Linked DNA regions of Mus musculus: region 2 is linked to region 1. The links are chromatin loops, found by intact Hi-C in ENCODE. Cell type or tissue: left cerebral cortex. All regions are shown on one strand.

Region 1 (8,000 bases):
CTAAAACCATTTCTATCTCAAGCAGCCACTTACCTGGTATATCTGAATCATGGCAGAATTATAAACCCCCTGCCAAAACAAACAAACAAACAAAGACATGTGGCACTAAGGGTATAGCTCTATGACAGAACACCTGCCTAAAATATACTTGATGAGTGGCATGAAAATAGATGGACAGATAGACATGATAGGCAGATAGATATGATATGATATGATATGATATGATATGATATGATATGATATGATATATGGATGGATGGATGGATGGATGGATGGGTGGGTGGGTGGGTGGGTGGGTGGATGGGTGGGTGGGTGGGTGGGTGGATGGATGGATCGATGGATGGATCGATGGATGGGTGGGTGGGTGCATGGATGGATAGATTACTGTAACTGTGAGCCAGGGAGGCAGGAAGGCCAAGCTGCGGAACAACATGGACTGGATGTCGGCTCAGCTCCATGTGCCCATGAGTCTGGCCCTGTCCTACACTGCCAACTTGAATACTGTGTTCGGTGGCCCTGTGGACACAACCAGAGAAGGTGGAAAGAATTCCAAAGCCTCGAGTCAAGAAAGCGTTGACTGTGTAGATGGAAAACAGGACTCAGAAAGAGAAACCTCTTTCATGCCTATTATCTGTAACCAATCAAAACAAATATGCAAGCTTCTCCTGGAAGCTCCCGGGAGGAAAGGGAACACTTCTCTGTCTCAGCTGGGCATGCTAAGTGGAAACTATCTTACCCATTACCATCACTTCAAAAGGTGCCAGTGTATAATGCTTTGACTTTATTTAGATATTAGCCATTATGAATAATATACCAATTAAAAGGCTTTTCCTACATTTGCTCCACTCAGAACTTTATTTTACCATGAGACCTGAAAAAACAAATTTTTCTTTTCTCTTTATAAAATTCAAAGCAAAAGTTCTACCCTGGGGGGAAAGCTTCAGACCCATACGCAGGATCAGACTGGCTAAAAACACATCTATGAAACAGTGCTCACACAGGACACACCCTGTATACCACACTCTCATCTTAACCTCCTCATCCTCTTGGTCAACAGAAACCAGTGTGAACTGAGCTGGTCTGAATGGAAAGCTTGGTTGAAAGAATGGCTTTGAGGGAAACCACCGGAGGGAAGAGCTAGGAAACGAAAGGCCCAGTGTGTTCGGAGGCATTTGGGAAAGTGATAGGAAGGTGGAGTTCTACTGTGGTCATGGATATTACACTGGGGCTTTGGATTTTATTTTGAGCAGCTACCTCCCCAAAACAAGCAGTGTTGTGACAGTACTGTCTCTGACAATAGAAGAAGGTAGGGGCTAATATTGGAGAAATAATGGGTCAACTAAAAATGGGAGAAAGGTCTGTATGGTGTCACACATCTGTAATGTCAGTACTCAGGGGACAGGAGGAGGAAGTTCACCACACGATTGATGTCCGTCTGGTCTACAAGGAGAGTTTGAGGCCAGTCAGGAGTACAAAGATCCTGTCTCAAAAATGAAAACAAAACCATAGAGAAGTACAAAGGCAAGGCTAAAAGAGAAGTTTCAAATCTAGTTAACTGTAGCACAGAGGAGAGGTGAAGTCTTTCTGAACTCAGGACCAAGAATAGGAACAAAAGATATGAAAGAGTCGCAGCACAATCAATGGGATGAGGGCCATCGTTTGGATGGGATATTCTAAATTCTCACCTACGTTTCCCTCTCCACTCCCCAAAGTGGGATCCAAAATAAAAGTTTGTTTGCAAGTAATTTGTGAAGAACAAAATAAGCGATGAGGACAGTGGGGGGCGGGGCGGGGGAGGGGAGAAAGAATGGAGAACCCATACCAAGATGACATTAGTATCAAGTTAGCCACTTCAGGTCACCATTGCTCAGCACCTATTTGAGGCCTTCCCAGGCGCCCCATACCCCATTTTATGGTATTTCCCCGGTGTCAGTTCACCAGACATGGGAAGCTGTGCATGACAAACAGGCTTCTGGCTCACAGGATATCCAAGCCAGCATCAGAGAAATCCACGGACAAGAATTGAGAGGTACCTGATGTAAAATATATGGTGCCTTTTAATACAAGTGAACTAAACTAGAAATTGCCTGCTTAGGTCTTGTCAGCCCAACAGCAGCTAGAGTAGGAGGTGAGACCGGAGAATTCACAGTGGTGGCTAGTACTGTAGGAAAGAAAAGAAGACAGCTATTGCTGTTCCTGGTGAGGCCATTTATCAATTCATAAGCAATTTGGAAGTGTTGAACTCTACTGCAGTTCATGTTGGGAATTCGAAGCCCTTTGTGGGATGCTAGGAGCCCCGCTGTTCTGACCTCTCCTGCTTTCTCTACCTTATTTAACTTTGTTAAAGCATCTCCCACTGCACACCCTTTACATGTTTATATCTGTTATTCTTTCTGAAGCCTGGAATGTTTTCCCTTAGAAACCTCTGGGCCTGATCCCTCATGTCCTCCAGATCTCCATTTAAATGTCAATGAAAGTCCTTCTCTTATTACATGATCTCACAGAGATTCCCACCACAATTCTCTTTCTTTCCTGCTTCATTCTCCAGAACACATCTCCACTTGACATGGATTTATTTGCGACTTGACTCCTCCCTAACCTCCCATTGAGTACAAGCATGAGCACACGCCTATCAAGAAAAGAAATTAAAGCCGCTGAGTTAGTTTTATGCACTATTCACACTGTTCTGGTAAGAACGAGATGCATAGGCAGTCACACATTATTAAATATGAATTGTATAATCTCAGTGATTCTGCATGCAATTAAAATGTTCATACTTTGCATTGTGAACTAGCATTGCATAATCTAGAAATGAGTGGTTCAATTCCTGCTAATGGCTTAAAATTGAATTTAATGATTTCATTTTTCTTTATTAAATAGCAAATAAAAATCTGTGACAAGTTGAGAGTCTGGGAAAGAAAGGAAAATGCTTCATGTTAACTTCCTCTGACAGTGCTTCCCTTGCAGTTTTTATTGAGCACAGGCCCCTACACAATATGTGGCCTCTTTTGCTGGTAAAGGCAGCAAATTAATCCCAGACATGAATCCTATCTAATGATAGACACGGTGTTATCATTTTATTTGGAATGCAGCTGGGGGGTGGGAGCGGGGACACAAACACAGGAGAGACCTAGAATCTGCCTAGAGATCCTGGCTGTTAGAGTTCTGATGTGGTCGTACTGCCATCCTGTGTCCAAAATGGCTCACAGCACTAAACTCCTGAAGGAGTCTCACAGGCATGTAAGCAAGAGGCAGCCTCCGGGATCACTGCCGCCATGCTAGTTAACCAATAGAATTATTATTTGGTGGGGTTTAAACAAAGGCAGATACATAACAAGAACAGTAGTTTCATCTATATACACCATTTTCAAGCTGAGAGCAGAAAAGAAGGGGAGAAGGAAAGAGGGGAGAGGGAGAGAGGGGGAGAGAGAGAGAGGGGGAGAGAGGGAGAGAGGGAGGGGGGAAAACTGTTGCATGCACCTTTCTGTTATCCTCTACGTGTTCTCCAATCCCACTTTCTTCCTGTTTGGAGTTTGTTCCTCTGTCCAAGAACTCTAGTTCTTATGAATGCAGACACACCCAGCTCTAGTGTGAAAGGCCATAGAAAAAGTCAGCCCTGCGAAGCTCTACAAGGGCAGATGGGGAACAGGAGAGCCAAGGATGCTGGTGACTTATCATGGTCACAGACATGGATTAAGAACAAACCACATAGACACTCTTAATTGGGACTAAGAGGCTGGTGCCAAGTTAGTTCCATTACTTCCTCGTTACAAAATTTAAAAAGGAAACAGTTCTTTAGTCCTCCCTAATCAGAGATAGTAAGGAAACCATCCATCCTGTACTGGAGTAAGTTATAAACCATAGAGACAGCAGAATGGACACAGCAGAGGAGCCAGAGAATGAAGACAAAAGAGAGGGTGGATAACTCTGCACTATAATAAATGTGAAGGAAGCAAACATTTGTTAAATTTAATCTCTTGATGCTTTGGGCATGGCACTGAAAGCCTTGTCCCTGGGGATAAACAAAGGATACTGATTGGTACCAGGAATGACCGTTTCCTTCACCACTGAAAAACACACTTTAAAAACATGGCGATGGGTGTGTGCTGGAGAGATGGCTCCAGAGGCCCAGGTTCGATTCCCAGCACTTACTATCCGTAATTCCAGTCCCTGGGTACCTGATTTGCTCTTCTGGCCTCCATGGGCACCAGGCACACAAGGTAGTGTGCACATAGACATAAATACAGGCAAAACACTCACACACAGAAAATACAAAATCAAATAATTAAAATATGTTATGTGGAAATGATAGTCATTAGATGATGAAAACCAGTTGTTTATAAATTAACCTCTGTATACACGTAAGTATTAAAGTAATATATGTAAATTATAGGGGATGTGGAAATTTTTAAATCATAAGATTGCCAGAAATATGCATGTGTGTGTGTGTGTGTGTGTGTGTGTGTGTGTGTGTGTGTGTGTGTGTGTATTTGAAGCCCATTAGACTTTTTAGGGGGAAGAGACTTTTGAGACAAGCTTTCTCTAAGCCTTGGCGGTCCTGGACTTGCTTTGTAAACCAGGTTGGCCATGAACTCAGAGTCTCAGCCTTTGCCTCCCCAGTACTGGGATTAAAGGCTTGCACCCCACACCCAGCCCTAGACTTTTTTTTAACAGATTTTTTTTCATTTTTTTCTTAGTTATTCACTTTATATCCATCTCACTTCCCCCCTCCCAGTGAGCCCCTCCCACAATACTTCCCCACTCCATCTCCTGTGAATGGGAGGTATCTCCTTGGGTACCTCCCCACCCTGGCACTTCAAGTCTCTTCGAGGCTAGGCCCTTCCTCTCCCACTGAGACCAGACAAGACAGCCCAGCTAGAAGAACATGTCCCACAAACAGGCAACAGTTTTTAAGATAGCCTCCCTCCAGATGTTCGGGACCCATATGAAGACCAAACTGTATATCTGCTACATATGTGTGGGAAAGCCTAGGTCCAGCCCTTGTATGCTCTTTGGTTGGTGGTTCAGTCTTTGAGAGCCCCAAGGGTCCAGGTGAGTTGACTCTGTTAGTCTTCCTGTGGAGCTCCTATTCCCCTAGGGGCTGCAACCCTTCCTCCCATTCTATAAGAGTTCCCTAGCTCCATCCACTGTTTGGCTGTGGGTGTCTGTATCTATCTGTCTGAGGTGGCTGCTGGGTGGAGCCTCTCAGAGTGCAGTCATGCTAGACTTCTCTCTACAAGGATAGCAGAGTATCATTAGTAGTGTCAGGGACTGATGTTTGTCTATTTGATTCCCAGAGTGGCTGTATAACTTTGCACTCCCACCAGCAACCCTTGCTCCACCTCCTCCCAGCACACACATTCACCTGAGGTTTTGATCTTAGTCATCCTAGACTTTTTTTTTTAAGAGTGTGTCTTTCTATGTAGCCAAGACTGACCTCACACTCATGATGATCCTCCTGCCTCAGCTTCTTAAGTGCTAGGAAGCAAGTATGAACTATTACACTCAACAAGCAACAGATTTTAAAACATTTTTATTATACTTATTCATTCTGTGGGGTGGGGTTGGAGTTCATGCATTCCACAGCGTACCTCTGTCAGGGGACACGTTGAAGAACCAGGTCCTCTCCTTCCACCGAGTGGGTCCTGAGGATCAAACTCAGGTCAGCGGACTTGGTGGGAAGTGCTTTTACCTGCTGAACAGTCCAGCCAGCCCCCACTGTCCTGTTTTTATTTTACTTTATTTCATTTTATTGTGCAGGTATTTTGCCTTCATACATGTCTGTACATCACATGCCTGTCCAGTGCCCATGGCAGCCAGAAGAGAGCTATCATGTAGGTTCTGGAATCCAACCTGGTTCCCTGGCAGCAAAGAGGATTAAACATTGAGCTGTCTTCCTCTAGCTCCTTCCCATTGGTTTTTTGTTTTGTCTTGTTTTGCAGTTAGAATTATGATATGTTATGTTTTAATCCATTTAACTCGTTTCCCCACTGTGGACTTATTAATTTTCTCTGATGATAAATAATTTCATGGTAAGTATAATTATGTATAACTTTCCCCAGTTTCAGGTTTTCCTCAGAATCCATTCCTCAAAGTAGCACAACTGGGCCAACAGGTATAAATTTTAGGAAAGCTAACTGCTCAGCAGAAGTTAGGGAATTTGAAGTCCCACAACAGAGTATAAAGCTACTCATTTCCCCACACTCATCACAACATTGAATTAAAAGGTAAAAACTGATTTGCTAGCTTGTCTCGGTATCATTAGTTTAACTTGCATCCCCTTGGCGAGGCTGAATACTTCCAGTGTTATTGGGCATCCTGAGATCTGTCGATTGGAATTTAACTGTTTAAAAACTGTATCCCTCTGTATTTTCTTTAAAAAAGAAAAGAGTTATTTTTACTGTCAGTTTCAAATTATGTATATGCATTTCTGTCTGATGGGAGGTATGTGCATATGAGGGAAGTGCTGAGGAGGCCAGATCCCCCTGCAGCTGCAGTTATAAGGGATTGAGTCATGTGACACAGGTGCTGGGGACCAAGTTAGATCCTCTGTAAGGCAGTGCAATGCTCTTAAGCACTGAACCCACGGTTTCAGCCACACCTGCCCCACTTTTAACCACTTTACCTGAAGTGTACTTTGATATCTGGTAAGAAATGAAGACAATATTTCAAGTTTCTCAAGTTTTTCCAAGTACTGTTTGTTTATTGATCTTATACTTTTGTTAATACATGATCAAAGCTTCTTGCACAGATATTCTAGCTCACTTGCCATCTATTGATTTTACTATGAGCACCACAGGTGCTCCATTTTATGGCTGTATAATATATATGATGTCAATGCCTGCTGAGGAAAGATTAGTCATTATTTCTCTTCTTCAAAGACAATATTGCTACCCATTTCTTTTGCATCCTTCACATGTGCTCTCTCTCTCTCTCTCTCTCTCTCTCTGTGTGTGTGTGTGTGTGTGTGTGTGTGTGTGTGTGTGTGTGTGTGTGAATTAGAATTATTTTGTGGAGAAAATCTCTGTAGAGGGAATTTTAATCCAGCAACATGGTTGCTTTGGCAAGGGATCACATCCAGTGATCTTCTAGGTCTATATGGTCTGGCTAAAATGAATGCCCTGGATTACTGTATGATCTGGATGCAGTTTGTTAGTACACACCTTTCATTCCTAAGAGTCGAGGGAAGTTCAGTGAGTGCAGCTCAGTTGAGTGAGTTTAGTTCAGTTCAGTGGAGTTCAGTGGAACTCAGTAAGTGCAGTGAAGCTGAGTTCATTCGTGAGTTCATGCAGAGGCAGTTGAAGCCAGAGAACAAGGACTCAGAAGATTAGAGCAACTTGTCAGAATTAGTTTGAAGCCATGTAGAGGAATTCAGTGACAAGCTGAGAGAACCCAATCTGAGTCAGTTACCTCGGAGAGGAGTTTGAGCCCAAACAGTTGAATTGAACCAGCCAGCCAGAGTTCAGAAAGAACTAGAAGGGTGAGTTTATTCAGCAGTGAGCCTCAGAGACAACAATTATATCTGGTGAATAAAAGTTACATTTACTAATGTCACTTGTTTGTTGATTGACTAAAATGGTAGAAGTTACATATACAAGCCAATTAATTAATACATTGTATAGGAAATGTGTTCCATTACAACAGCCAGGTCTTTATCAGTGAACCATCACATCTCCAGAGGACAACATAAAGACAAGAACATACACTGCAGTCCAAAATGAGCTCTGTGGGCTTAGTCAGTGACCTGACCTTTCAGCACCTCAGTTTCATCCTCTAACACAGTGGTTCCCAGCCTCCCTAATGCTGCAACCCTCATGTTGTGCTGATCCCCAACCATAACATTTTTGTTGCTACTTCATGACCGTAATGGTACTACTACTGAGCGGCGTCTGGGTGCCCAAGACCATTGGAAATATGTGCTTTCTGATGGTCGCAGCCCACAGGCTGAAAACCACTGCTCAACACTGTCGCCCTTACCATTTTTTTCAACCTAGAGCCAA
Region 2 (8,000 bases), 660 kb before region 1:
CGATACTGAGTACCCATGAACTCATAGTCATTACAGTGAAAGAACTTATCCATGTATGCCCACGGCCAGGGTCTACGACATGGAACTATACCGAAGGATTCAGAGACTGTAGACATTGCACACTCTTGTCTCTCATGCCCCAAGATAGGACCGGGCTATTTCATTGCCTTAGAGCAACTGCTTATTTCCTAAACATTGAGCTCCCTACCTATATAATGTCATCCTGGGCCTTCTACCTACAGAATATGGGAGCTGGTGGTATGCTGTAGTCAGGGAAGAAGGTGCAGGTATAACCAGGATTTTCTTCCCAGTGATGGGTAGAGCCATCTTAAAGTGGCAAGGGATATACAGGGTCCCTCACCTCTCCTGTGAGGAAAAAGTTGTGGAGCAACAAACACAAAAGAGAAAATTCCCACTTCTTGTCCCCCTCTATTTCTGTGCTCATTTGCTCTTTCCCTCTTCTGAAACATTCTCTTTATCCTGGACCCACAGAACTCCACAGTTCTTCAAATACTCCCTGAAGTCAAACATTTTCTTGGCCATCATGGAATTTATGTCCTCATAGGATAGAAGGACAAGTATTTATAACCCTATAACACTGTAGCCATGTAAGCACAAGATTCTGGAGAAGATATTACATAGAAAAGAGGAAGAGTTGCTCTTGACAACTTCTCCCATAAGATACCCTTGGGTAGTAATCACATAAACTGTCCAAGAGCCAAGTTTCTTGTCCCCTTTGTCTCATGTTTACAACAAGGTGTTTTCTTCTAGCTCACAACACTGCGGGGACAGTGGTTGGCCTTGGTTACCCTTGAATCCTAGAGCTTTCATTGCCTACTCTATATTTACCATGCTCCAAAGTGGAACCCTCATCCTTCCCCATTCTTATAACAAAGTCATAGCTATATCTTCTGAGTTCTGTGTCTACCCTTAAGTTCAAAAAACGTGGACCCTAGAACCTTCTGGAATGTTGGGTGGGGCATAGCTTTTCTTTAGGAAGGCAAATCATTATGATGAACTATCCTATGGCTCCAGAGACTAGAGGGACTAGAGGTAGCTGGGTACCAAGGGTGAAACTCTATTTGTTCTGGATGCATAGGTGGAAAATGACAATATAGAGGAGGGTTTGGCAGCTGGAATACTGGCCATTGAGTCCCAGCTTCCAGAGGGGACAGTGTACCAGAGGAGCCTCATCTTTAAGGAGGATTAGACAATAAGGAACTAGTGATTGAGCTCAGCCCAATATTAAGTTTAATTTACTTAGGCTACACTTATGAGACAGCAATGTTCACTTCCATAGCTATTTCCTGAGTATCCACCACTTTAGCTGCAAGGGTGAAAGAAACATAAAAGTTGACCCAGATTAAGAGTTGAGATCCTGTCTTCAGTCTTCTTAGCTCTCTTTCCTGTTGAGGTCTCCACTCAGTAGCCATTATGAATAAGCAAATGGGTTTGAACCTATATACTCGACACCAGAGCACAATATGAGCTCTAGACATACTCTAGCCAGCATCTAGACATCTCAAAGTTAGGGCTTTCTTCAAACTTGACATATCCCAGACTAGCTCATCAGTCTCATTTCATTCACATTCTTCCCAAACCTGTCCACCTTCCAAACTTTGGTATTTTTATATTACAGTGATCTACCCTCTCTTTCTTAAATGTTCCATTCTTCTTTCAGACAAATCTGATCTCATAGTTTGTAGACAGCAACAGAGGATAAGTTTCAGAACCCAAATTCATTAAGGTCCAGATTAATGACAACTTCCTGGTTGAAAACCTCATCAGCCTTCCCAGATAGAACTCCCTCCTCCAGCTCACAGAAGTTAACGTGAAATTCTCTTATCCTCTCTGTATCCTGCCCCACTCAAATCCAAGTTTCCAATATCTTAGCTGCTCCGAAGTAGTCCCACTTTTTAATGCATTTGACAATTCTACATGTAGTAAAAACAGTTATTTTACCTTTGATTGATCCTGTTCTGAACTGACTAGTGTTTCTTTGTGGCTTTCTCTCCTGATGTTCATTGATCACTGGTTCTGTGTTTTTGCAGGTGCCACATGCTTGTTAATGTGTGTGCTAGAATCCTTACAGAGCTGTATGTGCACTTCAGAAAAGAGAAAGTGCATCTTACATACAATGATTTTAGAGTCAAACACACATGCTTTTGATTTGAGCACAAGAGATCATTAGAAAGCTAGTTAATTTGTGTGACCCAGCCTCCTCATTTGTAAATAGTAGGTAATATTTACCCTGGAAGGTTCACAACCCTCTCTCTTCATCCCCTTGAGTTTGCCATGCCTTCAGCTTCAGTTTCTCATTGGCCCTTTGCTAAAATAACCCTCATGCTTCCAGTCTCATCCTAGATACTGTGCTCTGTGGAAGCCTGCAGCCCTCTGGTCAAGTTAGTTTTCTTGCCCGTGTTCTCATTTATTACATTGCCTCTGCCCGTGTCTTGGCATCAGCCTCTGAACTGTCTGGTCTCTGCCCTTTCTTTCCACTTTGAGAAACTGCAAATTCCATAAAAATGGGAACTGTGATTTGCAAAACATCAAATCCCATCTTTGCTCTTCCTCATTCCTTTTAATCCAAAGATTTCTTAAAGCAAGTTATATTAGGTAAGGAATTCATGACTGAAGTTCTGAAGAAAATGCCCACATCTTACTTGATTCTCATTAGCTGGCATTGCAGGAGTTCAGCTCACCAAATTGCTGGCTCCATCCTAGTACTGTATTAGGCTCCAGGCAGTGATCTGCTTTAGGTGTAGAAATTAAATAATGTGTCCTGTGAATTGTTACTAATACCCAGTACTTTCCAATTTCATGAGATTCACAACTGGTTTTTGTATCTGTGAAACTGCCCAAATCACTAAGAGAATGTATTTTCTTAGCAGATTTTCAAAAGTAATAGCAATCCCCACAGTTCATTTGGCACATATAGTTCTAAATATTTTATTAAAAACTCAGCCACATGCAAATTCATTGGAACAACCTAGGCACTTTATTTAGAATACCAACAATGATCACTTGTAGGTATTATCTCATGTTTACTTTAAATGTTGTGACTTCTAAAGTGACATAGCACTAGCTTTGTTATCTTGGACAAGAAATTTTATCCCTTTCTGCCTCAGTCCTTCAGTCTAAAAGATGCAATTGGAGCATTTGCACTGTAGGATTAATGTATGCGTTAAATGAGATGTTACCTGTAAGGATTAGTAGCAATGCTTAGCACTTGGTACAAATGCTGTATAAAGTTAGCTATTATTATATGTCAAGGGTGAATCAGATGTAAGCAAAGCTTTTGGATGAGACTGGAGTTAAATTTCCTGTCAGCTGTATGTTACTCTGTTCCTTCAGCATTCCTATTCAGTAGGGAGGGGGCAGCACTATCCACATTTTACAAACAGTGGAATTGAGCCACAGAGAAGCAAAATGTATAGTGCACGAGTGGCAGCCGAAAACTAAGACTGACTTTGTAGACATAAGTTCCAAAGCACTTTCCAGGTGGCTGAGTTACTGGGCAGTTAATGAGTGTAAGCTTGCCTTTCCAAGTCTGAGCAGAGACCTCCTTTGCCCCTTTTCTGCCAAACATTTATCCTAAAGGCATACCCCTCCCCAATACCATATCAGGTTTTCCTACTGCAACTACAGGAAAAGGATCAGCAAAAGGCCCTTTGTCTTCCTACAGGCTCACCAGAGGGAAGTCTTTGACTCCATCAGGACTGGGACTGTTTGACTCTTTAGAAAAGCAGTCTCCAAGAGTTTGTGGGTGCAGGGAGCCTGAACTCAGACTGTTCAAGAGGACCAAAGACGCGTTGCTTTTCTGTCCACTAGGGGGCTACTTGTAGAAGGCTGGGAAAAAAACAGCTTAAAAATATGCTGCTGAAATTTCAGTAAGAGGGGAAAAGAGAGAGCTTGTGAGAGACAGCAGAGCGGTCCCAGGCTTCCTCATCTCGTTCACGTCAGAGGCAGGAACCGACTGTGCTAAGGCTGTTGGCTCAACACGCAGAGACAGAGCTGGGGCAGCCTCAGAGACAGGGAAAGAAGAGGTCCTCCCTGACCCAAGAAATTACCACGAGTGGAGTAAAGCCATCTGACTTTTTGGTCTTATTTTGGTTGCTTCTTCTCTCCTTCTACTGGTAGACCTACCAGCTGCTGTTTCGTTTCTTTCGTGAAGCCTTCTCTCTGCCTCTCAGAAAAAAAGAGGAAGGCAAGAGAGGGAGAGAGGTGGGCGCTCTAGGTGAGCGCATCAGCTGGCTCCAGCCCGAACGTACAAGAATTCTCTGCTTTGGAAGCTGCTCTAGCTCTCTGCTCTCCGGCTACCCACCCCCCAACCTGGGTAAGTCCGGAGTACTGCGCTCCTCTGTTTCCTTGCTAGCGAGATTTCAGCACCACGGAGAGCGATTAGATGCATGTTTGTTCTTCAAGCCATTTGGCTGTAAGGTTACATCTCTTTCGGCTGCCGATAAAGCGGGGTTCTGCGTAGGGAGAAAAGAAAGGAGAAAGGCGCAAAACTGTGTGTCTACCGAATTAGAGGGGGATATGGACCTTGGCCTTGGGAGTGAGCCTGAGCAAATGTATGTGTGTGCACTGTTGCATAAGACAGGTGAGGTCGGAGCTAGCAGGCTTGTAATTGTGCTAGTCTCCCGTGTGAGGCTGTCCTTTTTATATGTAGCTGGGAGGGAGGGTTTGGGGAAAAGAGTCCTGGGTTTTCCTAAATTAACTCTTTCATACCCAGCCATAGGTGGTGGGAAAGTGTTACAGGAAAAGCCTGGGGGACAGGAGTGGAGGTAGAGTTAAAAGTTGTGCTTCCAGGAGGGAGCTTGGAGAAGCAATATTTTAAAATGTCATTCCCCCCACCCCCACCCCCCAGGATTACCTGGATTCTTGATGTAGTGACAGCCTAACCTGACCTTTTGCTTCCTTTCCTGGTGTCAGTTCCTGGTGGGCAGATGCAACAGGTTAGCCCCAGGCTGGGGGTAAATTTGGGGCTGAGGTCTCTAATTTCACACTTCAAGGAAAATACTCAGCCTGGCAGGGGCTGACTGACTCGAATTATACTATATTTGTAAGCAGGCAGGGAAGACCATCCACTTCTCTCTTACCCTTGGTTGGAGAGAGGAAAAAAGTCCACTCTCCCCTGTTTCCTGGGGGCATTTGTCAGTGACAAGCAGCCCAGAGGAAAGGGTTTGTCTTCACTTGTCTATGGAGTCAGGGGAAAACCTAGACTGGCCCAAGCCTGAAAGTGTCTTCTCCAGCTCCCACCCAGGGCCTCCAGGGCCTCACAGATGGTAGACTGGCATTACTACATTCTACTGCTTTTTCATGGTCTCTCTCTCCCTTTCTCTGTGTCTCTCTCTGCCTCTCTGTCTTCCTGTCTATTCTCCTCCCTCTCCTCCCTCCCCCATCTTCCTCTCTCTCAATACTTTCAATAAGTTACTTCTACCTATCTTGCTTTTTTCCTTAGAGACTCTATCTGCCTGCCCTCATGTCCCTGAGTTCTATTCAATCCTACTACATGAAGCTCCTCAACAAGTGGCCTTGGGGGCTTCCTTCAGTTACCAAAGTTTCCTGGGAGCCAGTATCCCAAGAGGGATGTGCAGCTCCTTGCAAGATAAAGCCTAAACTTGGTTGGCCTCTAACCCTTTGAGGTTCTGCTCACTCTTTTCCTCATGGGGTGGGGGAGGGACAGGTAGGTGGAGTTAGACACAGACCTTCTTCCCAGTGATGTCTTGTGTTACGGTTTTTAATTCAAAATCCTGGGCTTTTCTCCAACATGAGTAAAGTGTTCCCTACTTTGGATTGTGGGAAACTTCTAGGTGGGAGATATAGTTATGAAAGAAACAGTACCACCTTCCTTAGCTCCATCTCCACCCTGAGATTATAAGCAGCAGAACTAGAAACTTCAGTGTGTCTCTAGAATGAATGGCAGAGAGTAGTTTTTAGAGATGGGAAGACAGAGATGTCAGAGGTTGTAATGGTAGAAAAAGATTGAAGCATGCAACTTTAGAGAATCAGAAGCCCACACAGACTCATTCATACTCCATCCTTTCCCTTCACATTCCCCCAGTGTGTACCAGTAAGTGGATGATTTCTCTACCAACTAACTGGTCCCTGAATGCTTAAAAAGCCGTGCCCTTGCAAAGGAGCCTCTCTTAAAGACATCATTTGTTATAGATGTCACAATTATCTTATTAATGCTCCTAGATTCTCTCTGAAAAAAAAAGTGGCCAGTAACATTATTGGGTCCATTTTTAAACAAGCATTGGGTCAGAGAGTGGCAAAAGCAGAAACAGAACTTCTGATATACTCATCTCCTCACCTGTAAGTGCAGAAGTGCTCATATGTGGGAGAGTGAGAACCTGCTGTTCACATATACCAGCAAAGCTTGTTAGTGAATTCACTGTGAAACAGTGGGCTCTCCCTGGGGAAGAATCAGAACCAACCAGACAACTTGCCATGTCGCTGATGCCCAGAAACCAAGTGAAGAGCTCTCTGTGCTGATGGTGACAAGAGTCCCTGGGATGCCAGCCTCCAGGATGAACTGAAGTCACATGCCCAGTGTTCACATTCCCTTTACCTCAGAATGCCAGGCAGAGGCCCTTTTCCTAGAGCACCTTGCCATAGGTGTACGAGTTTGGATGTTTGTTCACTTTGCTGACACAGGACCCTTCATGGGGCCACCTTCATTGAGTCCTCTGTGGTTTGGGATGTAGGAGGATTACCAAGGGTCAGGAAACAGTTGGACTTCTATCACCTAGAGGAGTGAGAAATGGTACAAACTAACTAGACACATAAAGGCTCCACTTTCCCAGAAGCCTCTTCTCTCACACCCGCCAGGGTTCTGGAGAGAAGGCTACTGCATACTCACGTCTGTCTTCCCCTCACTGAACAAAAGAAATTCTGCTAGGCTGCTTCTGAGACAGAGAAATGAGACATTCTAGGAAAAGATGGAGGGAAGGATGAAGCCAGCATCCTGCTTTATTCTCTGTAAATCACTCTAAGTGACCACCATTTACCTCACATGGGTAACCGTTCCCTTTTGTAATAGGGATATAATTCTCATTTAACAACATGGACAGAAGGTAACTACTTGGATTAGAGAGTTTTGACAACTGTGTCAAAATGAATATTTGACCTTTACCCCAAATAAAATATACAAAAGTTCCTGCATGCTTCTCTCCAATTGACCTTTTTTTCTTCCACAATCCCTTTGCTTGTTCAAAGCTACCATCATAGCTCAAACGGCTGCACTGTGCAATATAAATAATGCTGATTGCATTTCATGGTAGATGTGTTATGTGGACCTTGGACTTTCATGTGGACATCTCAGGTTCTATGTTTACTGATTCTAGATGGGTGGGAGGAAAGGTTAGGGAGGGCTATGTTCTGCATCTCAGCTTGTTGTCATGGTGGTAGTCCTTTCAATTGTGTGCATGAAGGCAGCAATTAAGTCCAAATAGTCTCCCCCAGAAGACCCTGCAAGTTCCCGCCTTTGAGATAATCTGAGTTCTTTTGATGGTATTACTCGGGATATGAGGTGGAAATCATTATTAAAAATATAAAGTTAAGTTTCAGGTGTATGGTCATGAGTCACTCTGACTGGTCTCCCAAGAGAGAGCTGAGGAAAGAGTACCCACATGAGCTTAGTAGAGAGAGAAAAACAAGAGCTCATTCCATGAAATCCAGTTTCACTCACAAAGACCTGAGTGGGCTATGTGCATTTATCCTTATTATTTAAGAGTGGCTTTAAAACCAGAAACTATATGTTGGCCCCATCTATATCTCTATCTGTATATCTGTATCTGCATCTGCATCTGCATCTGCATCTACATCTATCTATCCAGTTCTATCCAGTGATACTCCATTCAACGTGCTTCTATCTCTGGGCTTCTTGCTCCAGTAATAAGTGCAGTTTCCTATCCATCATTTAGAAATAATGGAGTTATCAGGTTTTTGGTAACTTTGTGAAGTATTTTTGTTTGTGCCGATATGTGTCTCTG

The links. Hi-C counts contacts between places; a loop is a spot of excess contacts. Peaks named below come from ENCODE experiments on the same cell type or tissue, not always from the same donor. Only the 100,000 strongest peaks of a DNase experiment are listed, where the experiment ranks them.
Region 2: a loop joins it to region 1, with 4 times the contacts of the local background. A loop is called at or near these places in 6 of 42 quality-filtered maps.

What each region holds. Positions count from the first base shown.
Region 1 is chr1:160,181,528-160,189,527 of GRCm38, forward strand. No RefSeq gene overlaps it. Among named protein-coding and RNA genes, the nearest start is that of Mrps14, 9.7 kb to the right of the region's middle. In left cerebral cortex, a CTCF peak has its summit at 3,189 (motif pointing left); DNase peaks (open chromatin) are centred at 2,129 and 3,173.
Region 2 is chr1:159,519,880-159,527,879 of GRCm38, forward strand. Tnr (tenascin R) reads left to right here and starts at 3,890. Exons shown (of 23, transcript NM_022312.3): 1 at 3,890-4,336. In left cerebral cortex, a CTCF peak has its summit at 3,830 (motif pointing right); DNase peaks (open chromatin) are centred at 3,402, 3,867, 4,317 and 6,463; H3K4me3 peaks cover 2,913 bases; H3K27ac peaks cover 1,464 bases.